3 separate regions of the Homo sapiens genome follow, and all the other regions are linked to region 2. Evidence: chromatin contacts called from ENCODE Hi-C or POLR2A ChIA-PET data. All regions are on one chromosome and are shown on one strand. The core of a region is the stretch at or near the end of the contact, and the rest is flanking DNA. Distances in the headings are between cores, read along the strand shown. Region 1 holds the start of BRI3BP (BRI3 binding protein). Region 2 holds the start of RAB35 (RAB35, member RAS oncogene family). Region 3 holds the start of SBNO1-AS1 (SBNO1 antisense RNA 1).

The links. Hi-C counts contacts between places; a loop is a spot of excess contacts on that map. ChIA-PET counts read pairs that join two places held with the same protein, here RNA polymerase II (POLR2A). Pooled maps may share reads with other maps.
Region 1: a pooled map shows a loop between it and region 2 (16-fold over the local background). The contact joins the promoter of BRI3BP here to the promoter of RAB35 in region 2. A Hi-C loop is called at or near these places in 2 of 37 single-sample maps with no recorded cell type and 5 of 50 pooled maps.
Region 3: a map of Right ventricle myocardium inferior shows a loop between it and region 2 (10-fold over the local background). The contact joins the promoter of SBNO1-AS1 here to the promoter of RAB35 in region 2. A Hi-C loop is called at or near these places in 2 of 168 maps with a recorded cell type or tissue (Right ventricle myocardium inferior and naive thymus-derived CD4-positive, alpha-beta T cell) and 5 of 50 pooled maps. POLR2A ChIA-PET finds 5 or more read pairs at or near these places in 2 of 52 experiments (AG04450 and activated T-cell).

The regions. Positions count from the first base shown.
Region 1 is chr12:124,990,840-124,995,257 of GRCh38, forward strand. BRI3BP (BRI3 binding protein) reads left to right here and starts at 2,806. Exons shown (of 3, transcript NM_080626.6): 1 at 2,806-3,164. The coding sequence starts at 2,952. RefSeq lists enhancers at 1,376-1,876, 3,596-3,685 and silencers at 2,636-2,955, 2,976-3,025, 3,126-3,175, 3,186-3,435, 3,446-3,505.
Region 2 is chr12:120,114,050-120,118,599 of GRCh38, forward strand. It overlaps RAB35 (RAB35, member RAS oncogene family), which reads right to left and starts at 2,704. Exons shown (of 6, transcript NM_006861.7): 1 at 2,550-2,704. The coding sequence starts at 2,601. It overlaps RAB35-AS1 (RAB35 antisense RNA 1), which reads left to right and starts at 2,858. Exons shown (of 1, transcript NR_182302.1): 1 at 2,858-4,550. RefSeq lists enhancers at 1,895-2,687, 2,688-3,479, 4,272-4,550, 4,483-4,550 and silencers at 2,405-2,534, 2,635-2,944, 3,105-3,454, 3,545-3,604, 3,592-3,770.
Region 3 is chr12:123,362,081-123,366,363 of GRCh38, forward strand. SBNO1-AS1 (SBNO1 antisense RNA 1) reads left to right here and starts at 2,868. Exons shown (of 2, transcript NR_157806.1): 1 at 2,868-3,035; 2 at 3,445-3,724. SBNO1 (strawberry notch homolog 1) reads right to left here and starts at 2,767. Exons shown (of 32, transcript NM_001167856.3): 1 at 2,621-2,767. It overlaps MIR8072 (microRNA 8072), which reads right to left and starts at 2,763; the gene lies at 2,684-2,763. RefSeq lists enhancers at 1,433-2,151, 1,808-1,857, 3,318-3,527 and silencers at 2,338-2,447, 2,488-2,567, 2,678-2,917, 3,048-3,147.

The sequences.
Region 1 (4,418 bases), core at 1,556-4,055, 4.9 Mb after region 2:
ACGGGCCTGAGCCACTGCACCCAGGCTCAAATCTGTGTTTTTATGGATTTTGTTGCTCAGGATGATAGTGATCTAAAGTTTCTTCTTTAAATATGTTTATTTAAATAAATTAAAAGTTTAAGAAACGTTTAAAAAATGTTAAGTAGGTAGTAGTACACTTGCCTATATTTCCTTCTAAAATATAATATATCAGTGAATTACCTTCCAGAAGGTATAGACCATTCTAGACAGCAAGAAGAAGGCAGATACATAACAGCATGGATGGATCTCACAAATATAAAGTTGAACAAAAGCTGGGCGTGGTGGCTCACGCCTGTAATTCCAGCACTTTGGGAGGCCAAGGCAGGCGGATCACCTGAGGTCAGGAGTTTGAGACCAGCCTGGCCAACATGGCGAAACCTGTCTCCACTAAAAATACAAACATTAGCCGGGTGTGGTGGCGCGTGCCTATAGTCCCAGCTACACGGAAGGCTGAGGCAGGAGAATCGCTTGAACCCCGGAGGCGGAGGTTGCAGTGAGCCGAGATCATGCCACTGCACTCCAGCCTGGGCAACAGAGCAAGACTCCGTCTCAAAAAATAAAAAATAAATAAAAAAAAAAGTTGAACAAAAGAAGCCAACCCCCAGAGTACTGTGTGGTTCATTTACATAAACTTCAAACACAGGCAAATGAATCCCCTAAATTTTAAGAGGAACATAGTGAATGGGAGGGGACAAAGGGAGGCTTCGTGGGGGAACTGGTAATGTTTCGTTTCTTGATTTGGGTGCTGGTTACCTTGGGTATTCAGTTTGTGAAAATTCATAAAAATTTATATGATTGTGTATTTTTCTGTATGTTATACCTTAATTAAAAAGTTTATTATTATTATTATTATTATCATTTTTTATAGAGATAGGTTTCACTATGTTGGCCAGGCTGGCCTCGAACTCCTGTGTTCAAGCAATCCTCCTGCCTTGGCCTCCCAAAACAAGCTTGTGCCACTACACCTGGCGTAAAAAAAGGTTTTTGTTTTGTTTTGTTTTGTTTTTGGGACGGAGTTTCACTCTTGTTGCCCAGGCTGGAGTGCAGTGGCTTAGTCTCGGCTCACTGCAACCTCCGCCTCCCAGGTTTAGGCGGTTGTCCTGCCTCAGCCTCCCGAGTAGCTGGGATCACAAGCAGGCACCACCATAACTGGCTCATTTTGGATTTTTTTTTTTTTTTTTTTTTTTTTTTGAGACGGAGTCTCGCTCTGTCGCCCAGGCTGGAGTGCAGTGGCACGATCTCGGCTCACTGCAACTTCCGCCTCCCGGGTTCACGCCATTCTTCTGCCTCAGGCTCTGAGTAGCTGGGACTACGGCGCCCGCCGCCACGCCCGGCTATTGTATTTTTAGTAGAGACGGGGTTTCACTGTGTTAGCCAGGATGGTCTCGATCTCCTGACCTCGTGATCCGCCCGCCTCGGCCTCCCAAATTGCTGACCTTGTGATCCGCCCGCCTCGGCCTCCCAAAGTGCTGGGATTACAGGCGTGAGCCACGGCGCCTGGCCTCATTTTGTATTTTTAGTAGAGACGGAGGGATTTCTCCATGTTGGTCAAGCTGGTCTCGAACTCCCGACCTCAGGTCACCCGCCTCAGCCTCCCAAAGTGCTGGAATCACAGGCGTTAACCACCGCACCCGACCTACAAAAAAGTTTTTAAAAAGATAAACAATACAGGAAAAAATGTGCAAAGGATATGAATAGGTAATTCACAGAGAAGTAATTCAAATGGCCAATAAATCTATGAAAATCTTACTAGGAATCCAGAAAATGTAAATTCAAAAATAAGAGCATTTTGTATTCTTTGGATTGGCAAAAATTGAGTTTTATTTTCTTGGTTGTCTAAAAAAAATGTTGGTTAGACTTGATTTGTTTGATTTAGGATGCAAACAGGGTCCTTGCATTGCATGGGTTATTATGGCTCTTAAGTCTTTAAAACCAATTATCCTCCTCTTCGCTCACCTTTTATACCAATTATTTATTGAACAAACTGGGTCGTTTGTTTGGTAGAATGCCCCACATGCTGGAGTTGGTTGGTTGCTTCTGCTGCTTCTAAGTTTTCCTTATCTGCCATATTTCCTGTAAACTGTAGGTTTGATCTAGAGGCCCCATCAGGTTCATGCTCAACTTGTCTTGGCAAGAATCCATCGCAGGTGGCGCTGGTACTTCCTGGCACTAAGATCGATTGGCGGGACCGGGACTTCGCGGCTTAGCCCCTCCATTTTCAAGTTCCCCGCCAAACCCTCCCCTCTTGGTTGTACCCATTTCTGATGATCATCGCGTGAATCCATCATTCTATTGAGGGGTGCCAAATAATTTTCGGATTCTCTCATTCATCCTCATGTATTAGCTGGACTTTGTAAAAGAAAGTCCCTCCCCAACTATTTTGGGGCTCTGAAATACAGTTCATTCAGGAAGGGCAGGAGGATGCCTGATGCTTTCTTGTTATTTAAAATTTTCAGGATGAATGAGCTGATGCCCACGAGGGCGAATTTTGGGGTACCATTATAATACATTCAGGGAGATTACATATATGTCTATTTCATGTTTTTCAATCAGTTGCAGTCACTTTCCTGGTTGAAGCTGTTGCAAGTTTTACAGGCACGGGTTGCTTTTCCACGGATAAGTTAAAAAAGAGAATTTTTTTTTAAATGATGAGAAGCCGCACCGGGTCGGGGCAGGCTTCCGGGAGGCGGGCGCGGGGCCCCGGGGCCGGGTCGCGTTGGTCCCGCGCCGGGGGCGGGGCGCGGCGTGGGCTGGGCCGTGCGCCTTTGCGCGCGGGGCGGGGCAGGTGGCGCAGCAGCGGCGGCGGCGGCTGTGGGTAAAGGCGCGGCGCGCGGCCCCCGAGCGCGCCAACCTTGCCCTAGCCGGAGCCCGCTGCGGCCCAGCGCACGGCCCTCACCCCGCATCGCGACCCCGCGCCCCGCCGGCCGAGCATGGGCGCGCGCGCCTCAGGCGGGCCCCTGGCCCGGGCCGGGCTCCTGCTGCTGCTGCTGCTGCTGCTGCTGCTCGGGCTGCTGGCCCCGGGCGCGCAGGGGGCGCGGGGCCGCGGCGGCGCGGAGAAGAACAGCTACCGCCGCACGGTCAACACCTTCTCCCAGAGCGTCAGCAGCCTGTTCGGCGAGGACAACGTGCGCGCCGCTCAGAAGGTGGGCGCCGGGCCCGCGCCCGCGGTCACCTTGCCCCGGTCGCCACGCACCTGGCTACCGGGGCCGACCTGGGAGGAGCGCGGCCTCCGGGGCTGCCCGCCCGGCCAGCGCGCGGGAAGAGGGGGTCCGGCCTGCGCCTCGGGGCCTGCCGCCTGCGGCCCCCGCCGGGCCTGACCAGTGCGGGTCTGGGCGGCCGGGCCTCGGGGCGCCCTCTCCTCTGCGCCGCGCTTCTCCTTGGACCTTGCCTCCGCGGTCGGCGCAGCCAGAGTCTCTCCCGGCTGCGCTGACGCCTGCCGCGCGTCTCATTCATTCATTCACCGCGTTTGAATGGCTCCTACTGTGAGCCAGGCAGCACACTGGCGCTCTCGGTCCCCACGCGGCTGCGCCCTCCCCAGCTACCCCGGGTTTGTCCTAGCCTCGCATCCCGACCCACTTCCCCTGGGACCTTCTGCCCCACTCCTCCTCCTGCTTTGAAGATACTTGGAGTTGTTTTTACTTTACAGGAAAAGAAGGGAGCAATGCGATTTGCTCGGTGGCTTTGGGAAACCGAGCACCTACTGTGTGCGGGGCCTTTCGCGTGGAGCCTTTTGTTTAGTTTGGGGAGGTCCCGGATCCTGCAGCCTCCTGGGAAGGGTGTTGAGTCCCAGGAGGATCGCAGGGGGTTTTCCCCAATTCCTGCTCTCTGGAGCTAGGTGCGATAGGGGTGCCATTCCGGGCCGAAGTCCGCCGACTAGCTCTTGAGAAGGAGGAAGTTACTGGGGACAGTTGTGTGTGGTATTGCGGTTCCTTTGCTGTTCCCTGGGGAGGAGGGGGCTCTTGCTTGCCGCCAGCCTTCCTGGGGTTTTGGAGTCAGAGAAGTTTGGGTTCAAGTTGGAGCTCTACCAGTTGGATGACTTTGGGGAAGTGACTTCACTTCTTTGAGCTTGTTTCTTTATTTGTTAAATGGGGATAGTAATCATTCCCCTTCATTGCGAGGTTGTAATTATGACTAGTTGGTACCTTCCTGGCCCAGAATCATGGCTAAAAAGTTAAAGTTTTCTGCTCATTGAGAGGGAGTGGGGAATAGAAGGGAATATGAAGGCCGAAATCAGATTGACTGCATGTTCTTACTGGATAACATGAAAGGTTAATTTGTTAGGAAAACAGTAAGTTTTGACCTCCCTCTCCTGTGGGCAGGGGCACCTCTTGCACAGGTGGGTCTGTGTCTTCATACATGTAGGGGAGAGAACGCTTTGTAGGTGGCCAAAGAGGGGC
Region 2 (4,550 bases), core at 1,454-3,953:
CTGAGCTATGTGATTTGGGGCAAGTAAGTCACCTCCTCTGAGCCTCAGTTTCCTTTTTTTTAAGACGGAGTTTCATTCTTGTCGCCCAGGCTGGAGTGCAATAGTGCGATCTTGGTTCACTGCAACTTCCGCCTACCAGGTTCAAGCGATTCTCCTGCCTCAGTCTCCCAAGTAGCTGGGATTACAGGCACATTCCACCATGCCCGGCTACTTTTGTATTTTTAGTAGAGACGAGGTTTCATCATGTTGCCCAAGTTGGTCTCAAACTCCTGTCTTCAGGTGATCTGCCCGCCTTGGCCTCCCAAAGTGATGGGATTACAGGCGTGAGCCACCGCGCCCGGCCTTAAGCCTTAGTTTCCTTATTTGACAAATCACACAGGGGGCGGGTGAGAATAAGCGTCTGTGAAATCGTTCAACATATCTTAAGGAGGCATTCACACAAGGAGCCCAGTTCAGGGGAGTGTGTAATGTCAGTCTCTGGGCTCAGCTGCCAAAGCTTAGTCTGGACTTCCATGGCTACCATCTCCCAGCTTTGAGGATCTCAATGTCGGGAGAAATCAAAGAGCACAGCATCCATCTCCTCTGCACAACCTACGCCTACATGGCTGACCTAGGAGCTAGACCACATAAATCTCGACCCAATGAGTCTTCTCCCACACCTGACTTCGGAGAGAAAAATCAATTCATCACACAAAATGTACTGTGAGAAAGCGGGCCAAACCCATCCCCTGGGCTTTACAGAGGAGAAGAGCCAACAAGCTGCATCTTCCTGCTGAGTTTAGGCTTTTCACTGTTGGATATCAACGCAGAGGTCCAGATGTCTTGCAGAGGGATAAAGGCTCCTGACCACGGCGGGCTGTCACTCCAAAAAGAGAGAAATGGCCCCAGTGCCAGTCCCTCAGAACCCAGGCCAGGGCTGCAAGGAAATCATGTAAAGGAAGAAGCCTCAAGACCCTGAAGAATACCAAAGGCCATCTCCAAGAGAACACTCCAGAGCTTGCCTGGTTTCCCTTCATTCAAACCATAACCAGTCAGTACTCCACCTTTCTACCTCCTTCCCCAACCTCAGTTACTCTTCCATCTCCCTGGTTAGCCCCCAGCTTTCCCCCTTACCTCTCCCCTCCTCCAGCAACCACGGAAACCTCAGCCATCCTTCACCTGATCCAAACCACCAACCACATCTCCATCCAGCTTTAAAAGGGAGGCCAAAACCACCCACTTCCCTGACCTAGCTCTGACATCGCTACCCAACACTCCTACATCCCAAGTCATACCGCTCACTTGATTTGATCCCCTTTCCTTAACAGTCCATGGGCTCTACCACCAGCCTGGCCTCTGCCTCCAATCATAAGACATCCCTCCCCACACTCAGCTCAGGTCTGGTCTACAAACTGAGCATGCTCCCAAGACTCTTTCATGAACATCATATAACCCCAGCACCTCAGTTTCGCTCCCATAAACCTTCTGGGGCCTGCCTTCCTGACCTCTTGGTCACTCCATAAACCTGCTCACCTGCCACACTCCAAACAGCTCTAAAACCCTCCACCTTTTCCCAGAAACCAGTCTACCTTTTCGAAGGACACTTAATATTCATTAATTCCTTCTGCAAATATGTCTTAAGCATGTACTGGGTGCCAGGCACTGTTCTAGGCACTGGAGCTAGAGCAGTGATCAGAGCTAGGAGCCCTCAAGCAGTGTGTGTGTGTGGCCAAAGCACTTTTATAATTTTGGCTGTCCCATCCCCAGGACCCCTCTGTATATAGTAGTGTAACAGCAAACAGTGACAACTCACTATGTGCCAGGAGCTGTGAGCAACACTGCAGAATCTCACTTAATACTCACATCAACCCCATAAGGCAGATCCAACTATCATTCCATCTTACAGATGAGGAAACTGAACCACGCAGGGATATAATAATTCAGCAGGAATATGCCAGACCCTGTGCAAAGCCCTTTATCCGACTTACCTCATTTAAACCTCACGGCAATCCCATGAGGCAGGTTCTGAGAACGTCCTCATTTTAGATGGGAAGAAACTGACGCTTATAAAGGATACTGATGATAATGACAATAGTGAACATTTACTTCGAGCTTACTTTACCGGGTAGGGCGCTACGCACTTTTCCTACTTTATCCCATCGAATCCTCACACCACCCAGCAAGGCACATCCCCACTTCTCAGATGAGGGAACTGAGGCTCAGGACGGCGAAGCAACTTGCCCAAGGTCAGCGCGAGGCAGGTGGTAGTCCTGAGACTCGAACCCACGTCTCTCCAACTCCAGAGATCGCGCGACTTGACCAAGGTCACACGTGAGGCAGGAACAGGCGCGATGACTGGACCCGGCGCGCTTGGCCCCTCCGCCCCGCGCCCCAACCTCCCCTCGGCGCGGTCCGGAGCCCCTCGGCGCACCCCTGGGGCCCAGACCGCCGGGCTGCCCCGCCCGCCCGCCCCGCACGGGCCGGCACCTCCCCGCCCGCCTGCCGCCCCGAGGCCCCCGCGGGCCGCGCCCGGCAGGGCCCGCGCCGCCTCCGGCCGCTGCGGCCCTCACCGCTGTCGCCGATGATGAGCAGCTTGAAGAGGTGGTCGTAGTCCCGGGCCATGGCGGGCGGGGGCGGTGCGCGCGGGCGGGCGGGGTCGGTACTGGCCTCGCGATCCGCAGCTCCCTTCGGGCTGCTCCGGCAGCGGCGGATCCACTTCCCGAACAAACAGCCGGAACTGACAGAAACACCTCCCTCCGCTCCCCCTCCTCCTCCTCAGCAGCCGCCGCCGCTACCACCGCCTCCCTCCTTCCCGCCCCGCCCCACCACTGCGCAGGCGCAGCGTCTGGCACCGCCTTGCGCAGCCGCAGCCTGAGCCGGCCGCGCCCGGGTCGCGCACGCGCCCTGACGGAGTCCCAGCAAGCGCGGGCCCGTCTTCCTCGCGTCTCCTCGGGGAGCGTCGTCGCCGCCACCCTGGGCGCTGAGAGCTTGCGGAGCCGAGCCGCTGTCGAGTCCCAGCGGAAAGAAGCCCAAGGTGCCGGAGAAGCCCGGTCGTGGACGTTGTTGCTCCCTCATCTTCGAGACCCGCACGCCCTGCGGAGAGGAAATGACAGGCACGCCGCGACCGTGGGGCGGGGCTCGCACGAGCTCCGGGTTTCCAGAGGCAGGGGCCGGGGCCGTAGAAGGCAGAGTCGCGCGGGGAAGGCCCGGTACCCCGCCCCTTCCGCACCGACCCCTCCCCCGCGGAGCTGGCCCCGGCCCCGGGCCTGTGGAGTGGACGCCGAGGGCGGCGGGCGGCTTCCGAGTTGGACAGAACGGGAGCTGCCGGCGGGAGCAGAGCTGCGAGGAGGTGGCCTTTGAGGGCAGCGCGGGGTCGAAATCCCATCCCAGCGCTGTGACCTCTTGGAGCCCACATTGCCTCTTTGGTGGAGGGGAGGGAGTGGTCCAGCTCCGAGCCGAGCCTGGGAGCTGAATGACCCAGTGTGCAAGGCGCACCTCGGAGACCGAAAGCAACCGCTCCCCCGGCTTCAATTTCACACCACCTGCAGATACACGTCTCAGAATCTGCGGCTAGGAAGACCTGGGCCGCCAGAAGCTAAACGTGTGCATTTTGTCATCAGCCCCGGTTTCTCGTTTTAGAGTGAGTTCCCACCTGCCCTACCTAAACTGACCTGAAACGGAAAGTTGTATGCCCCCACGACCATCCTCACTGCAGAACTGCAGAGGGTTTTAAGCTCCTTATTACCTGTTTCTTATAATCCTGTCCCTTTCCAGGCGAGTATTTATCGGATAGTTCTACTTGTTTTATCAAACTTCCTTTTCTTTTGACTTTATAAAAAGCAATGCCGGGAGGCTGAGGCGGGAGAATCGCTTGAACCCGGGAGGCGGAGGTTGCAGTGAGCTGAGATCTCGCCATTGCACTCCATTCTGGGCAACAAGAGCGAAACTCCGTCTCAAAAAAAAAAAACAATGTTCGTCCTTAAAATTATGTGCAGAAGTTTACTGAAAAGTACAAGTTACTATTTTTCCTTCTGAAGCACTCCTCACAGGTAACCCCTGTTAGTTTCACAGGTAACCTTAAAATGCTTAACACATATTTGTTGAATGAATAAGTGCCCCCCAGTGAATTTCCTTTGCCTGTACAAACATATATGTACATACCTTGCTTTTTCTATTTAACAGTACACTTTTATCATTTAACATCTGCGTGGTATGGTACTCCATCCGATAACCATCGGATGTACTATTATTTAACCACTCCGCTATTAATAGACATTCATGCTGTTTATATTTTTTGGTTATAATAAACATTGTTGCAGGCGGGATCATTGAACAACACATGGAGTGTCTGACTCAAGCCTTGAGTTGTTTTTCCGGGAGCTGAGAATCAGTGTGGTGATATCGAAATAACATGAGCTTGGAATCTGAAGGTACTGGCTAGGGAGAAGAGCTGCTCATGTGCTCCCGATAGAAAGTCCCCCTTGGTCGGGAAGGTTAGGGCCATCCTCTGACTCAGCAGTTTTAGGAAATAGAGGGGGAGAAGGAAGGTATGTACCTTCCTTCCACCAGGG
Region 3 (4,283 bases), core at 1,618-4,117, 3.2 Mb after region 2:
AGTGAGCCAAGGTTATGACACCGCACTCCAGCCTGGGCGAGAGAGCGAGACTCCACCTCAAAAAAAAAAGATTCTGTTGGGCGTGGTGGCTCACGCCTGCAATCCCAGCACTTTGGGAGGCCGAGGCAAGCGGATCACGAGGTCAGGAGATCGAGACTATCCTGGCTAACATGGTGAAACCCCGTCTCTACTAAAAGTACAAAAAATTAGCCGGGCGTGGCAGCGGGCACCTGTAATCCCAGCTACTTGGGAGGCTGAGGCAGGAGAATGGCGTGAACCCGGGAGGCGGAGCTTGCAGTGAGCAGAGATCGTGCCACTGCACTCCAGCCTGGGCCACTGAGCGAGACTCCGTCTCAAAAAAAAAAAAAAAAAAAAAAAAAAAAAAAAAGGATTCTGACGGGGGGGCCAAGGGCGGTGGCTCACGGCTGTAATTCCAGCACTCCGGGAGACAGAGGTGAGTGGATCACTTGAGGTCACTAGTGTGAGACCAGCCTGGCCGACATGGTGAAACCCCTTTCTGCCAACTACATAAAAAAAAATTAGCCAGGTGTGGTGGCACATGCCTGCAATCCCAGCTACTAGGGAGACTGAGGCAGGAGAATTGTTTGAACCCTGAAGGCAGAGGTTGCAGTGAGCCGAGTTCATACCACTACACTCCAGCCTGGGCAACACAGCAAGACTCCGCCTCAAAAAAAAAAAAAAAAAAAAAAAAGATTCTGAAGGGGCCAGGCACAATGGCTCATGCCTGTAATCCCACCACTTCGGGAAGCGGAGGCCAGAAGATTGCTTGAGGCCAGTAGCTGCCTCCCAACATGGTGAGACCCCCGCCTCTCAACAAAAAAATTAAAAAAAAAAAAATTAGCTGCTGTAGTGGTGCACATCTGTAGTCCCAGCTACTCCGGAGGCTGAAGTGGGACGATCGCTTGAGCCCAGGAGTTCAAGCTGCAGTGAGCTATGACCACGTCACTGCACTTCAGCTTGAGCAACAGAGTGGGACCCTGTCTCAAAAATTTAAAAATAGCATAAATATTCCAAACGCAATTATATGGAATAAGTTGGAATGGAAGATAAAAAGCAGAAGCCAGAGAAAAAAAGTAAAGTCGTCTCCCATCGGAAAAATTTTGGAAACAACTTCTTTAAAAGATGAGAGAAAATGTTCCCTTGCTTGCAAAATTAATGTCCCACTCAAGTCACCAGTAGGAAATTCTGCTATCTTCTGTGCAACGATGATAGCTTTCCCTACGCTTATGAAAATCAATTCTGATTGCTAGAAAATATGGTGGAAAATAGAATCCCTCTGTACTGTCAGCTCGCAGAATTATCTGAAAGTGTTAAGTCAATTCCTGCTAGGGCACTCCGGATGACAGTTCTCTGCACCCTTCTGGATGACTCTTTAGAAACCATATTCCATCCCTAATTCTGGCTGTCTAGAATATATGAAACATTTAACTCAACATAAAATGATAATAGCCAACTTTCAAAGGTCAAAGGGGACCAGTTTATAACCTTCCCTCAACACGTGTTCAGTACAAACTTCCGGGTGCACTTACAATTGGCTGCGCAATTCAATGGATAAAAACGTTGCTTTATTTGTCTCTCATTTTCTGGCCCGTTCTTTTCCCACGTTTCTCAACCAGCGACTCCCCAAAACAAAAGCCTCCCACAGTAAACCGAGCACGCACATAAAAAGAGCTTCTCTGTGCGAGGATCAAGTTAGTGGTCCGCAAACATTAACCAAACAGAAGCACAAAGCAGGGGTGGGAAGGGGAGGAGCTGGATGCCAGGGTCAGGAAAGAAACAATCAGAAGGGTTTAGGAACATCCAAATCTCCTCAGCGGTTAAACCGACCCCAAACCACTTCTGGGAAACCACCGGTATCCACTGCTTTGGGGAACTCTGGATGCTCGTTATGCCAAACGCTCTCAAAGTAAGCAAATCCCCAACTGCCGTTCCCCTCCATGGGTAATTCTTAGGGTCTGGGAGGTGAGCTCGCCCGCCGAGGCAGAACTAAGCGAGTCGCCTGGAGAGGCGTGAAGGGAGCCTGCACGTGTCCCCCGCGGCTTCCCCACCGCCCCAAGAGCGGGGCATGTACGAGACCGCGCTGTGGGGTTCAGATTTAGGAAGGACGACCGCGTCGCCTGCCTCCCTCCCTCGCCCAGAGCCGGGAGCAATGCTGGGGCACGAAAGAGGACTTGGGAAGGATCCGGTCCTTACTTTCCCCGCGGGTCCCGGACCCGCAGCCCCCGGGTTGTGAGGCGGAAGCCAAAGGGGCGAACCCAGCGGAGCCGGCGTGCACAGACCCTGCCCCGCGGTCCAAGAGGGGTGCCTCCGGCCCGGGACAGCGGGGCTCCCGGAGCCCGAAAGCCCCACGAGCGGCGACAGCGGGGCCCGGCGCTGACGAACAGAGGAAGCGAGTACAACGGAGCCGCCGTCGGGAACATGCCCCCGAGGGCCCCGGAGCGCGCGGCCGCGAGGAGCGGCAAGCGGCGAGGGAGGCCCCAAGCCGGGGCGAGGTGGCTGTCCCCCCAGCCTGGCCCCGCACGGCCCCCCGAGGGTGGGAGTGGGAGGCTGTCCGGGAGGGGGAGTGTGGAAGGAGAAAAGGGCCAAGGGAAGGACTTACTTTCCCCGCGGGACCCGGCGCCAGCACAGCTCCTCCCGGGAGGTGTGAGTTTGAAGGACCAGAGGCGACTGGAGCGGAGGCGGCGGTGGCGGCGGCAGCAGCGGCGTCCTGCTCTGCCTACCTCCCCGCCGCCATCTTGACGCCCCTCCCCCAGCCCCCCCGCCCCGCCGGGAGGGGCGGGGGAGGGGCAACGGATGAGGCGCCGCGCGCACGCAGCGCCCTCACGTGACTTCCTCCCTCCTCCCCCACCCGCCTCTCTGCGCCCCTCTCCGCCCCGCCTCCCTCCTAGGTGAAGGAAGATGATTTCCCCCCCATCTTGACCACCCCCCAGTCTTCGCCGCCAAAAACGGACTCCGCCGGCTATCCTCGGCCCGGTACCAGTTGTTGGATCCAAGAGAATTCCGGAACCCAAACGGTCCATTACCGCGGCTCTGGGGTGGGCGAGGGGTGAGGGGGCCGGGTTTCCGCGAAGGGGGAGGGGGAAGGCGAAGGCCACCTAGGAGAGTCACGTGACTACTGTTTCCGCCGGCGCTCACGGAGAGCTCGCGGTAATTCCGTTTCCCCGCCCTTTTTTCCCCGCGGCCTGTCGGGAAGAAGGTCCGCGTGCCAGGGCTATCGGGAGGTCGGCCGGAGGGCCGCGCGCATGCGCCCCGCGCCTGCTTTCAAACTCCGGTTAGGAAGGGCCTGGAGCTATTTTCAGAACCTGTTAGGGTGGGGAGCTACGGCCCAGGAAGTTACCTAGCAGCGTTTCTGTCACTTGGAAGATCTCTTCATTACCTAGTTAGTCCTAGAAACAAAATGTTTACATATTCATTGCTTGTTAGGCTCGCTCAAAGCACTTTATTGGCAGTGAAACCGCAAGTAACCCGGAGCCCTCGGCGCGACCACGGCTAGAATCAGAGCCTAAGGCGTGTGAGCTCAGCCATCCCACGTCTGTCTTCACGCTCATACGCAAGCCCGACACACCGGGGCTCCCACTTAATGAATACTGAAGAGTAGGGCTGTCCCTACCGCTTCTCACTTCCTTGTTTTCATCTTTTCGTTATTATTAAGCGACCTAACACAATAAACATATTACCTTGTTGGTAACCCTTTTGTAAAGTCATTCTGAAAGTGCTGTTTGACTCCGTTGCTTGGGTAATAAGCACGCCTGGGTGATTCTTGCCCCCTACTGGCTGCGCATCCTACAAGCCTAGTGCTGAAAGCAAACCAAGTAGCTGGAACAGTTGGAGGTTACAGTGTGAACTCTTCCAGAGACAAAGTATTCGGGGAAAGAAAGGAAAAAGTAGGCACAGAAAGAATAGGAAACTTCAGTGTTTGTACACATAGATATGTATTATATATCTATGTATACATTTATAAATATTTTTAAAGTGCTAACTAATCGCTTTACTAATTACATTATTTCATTTAATCCTCTCACACACATAGAAAAAAAACCTATAAAGACAAAAATAAAAAATATTTTAGGCCGGGCGCAGTGGCTCACGCCTGTAATCCCAGCACTTCGGGAGGCCGAGGTGGGCGGACCACCTGAGGTCAGGAGTTCGAGACCAGCCTGGCCAACATGGTGAAACCCCATCTCTGCTAAAAATACAAAATTTAGCTGGGGCTTGGTGGCGGGCACCTGTAATCCCAGCTACTCTGGAGGCTGAGGCAGGAG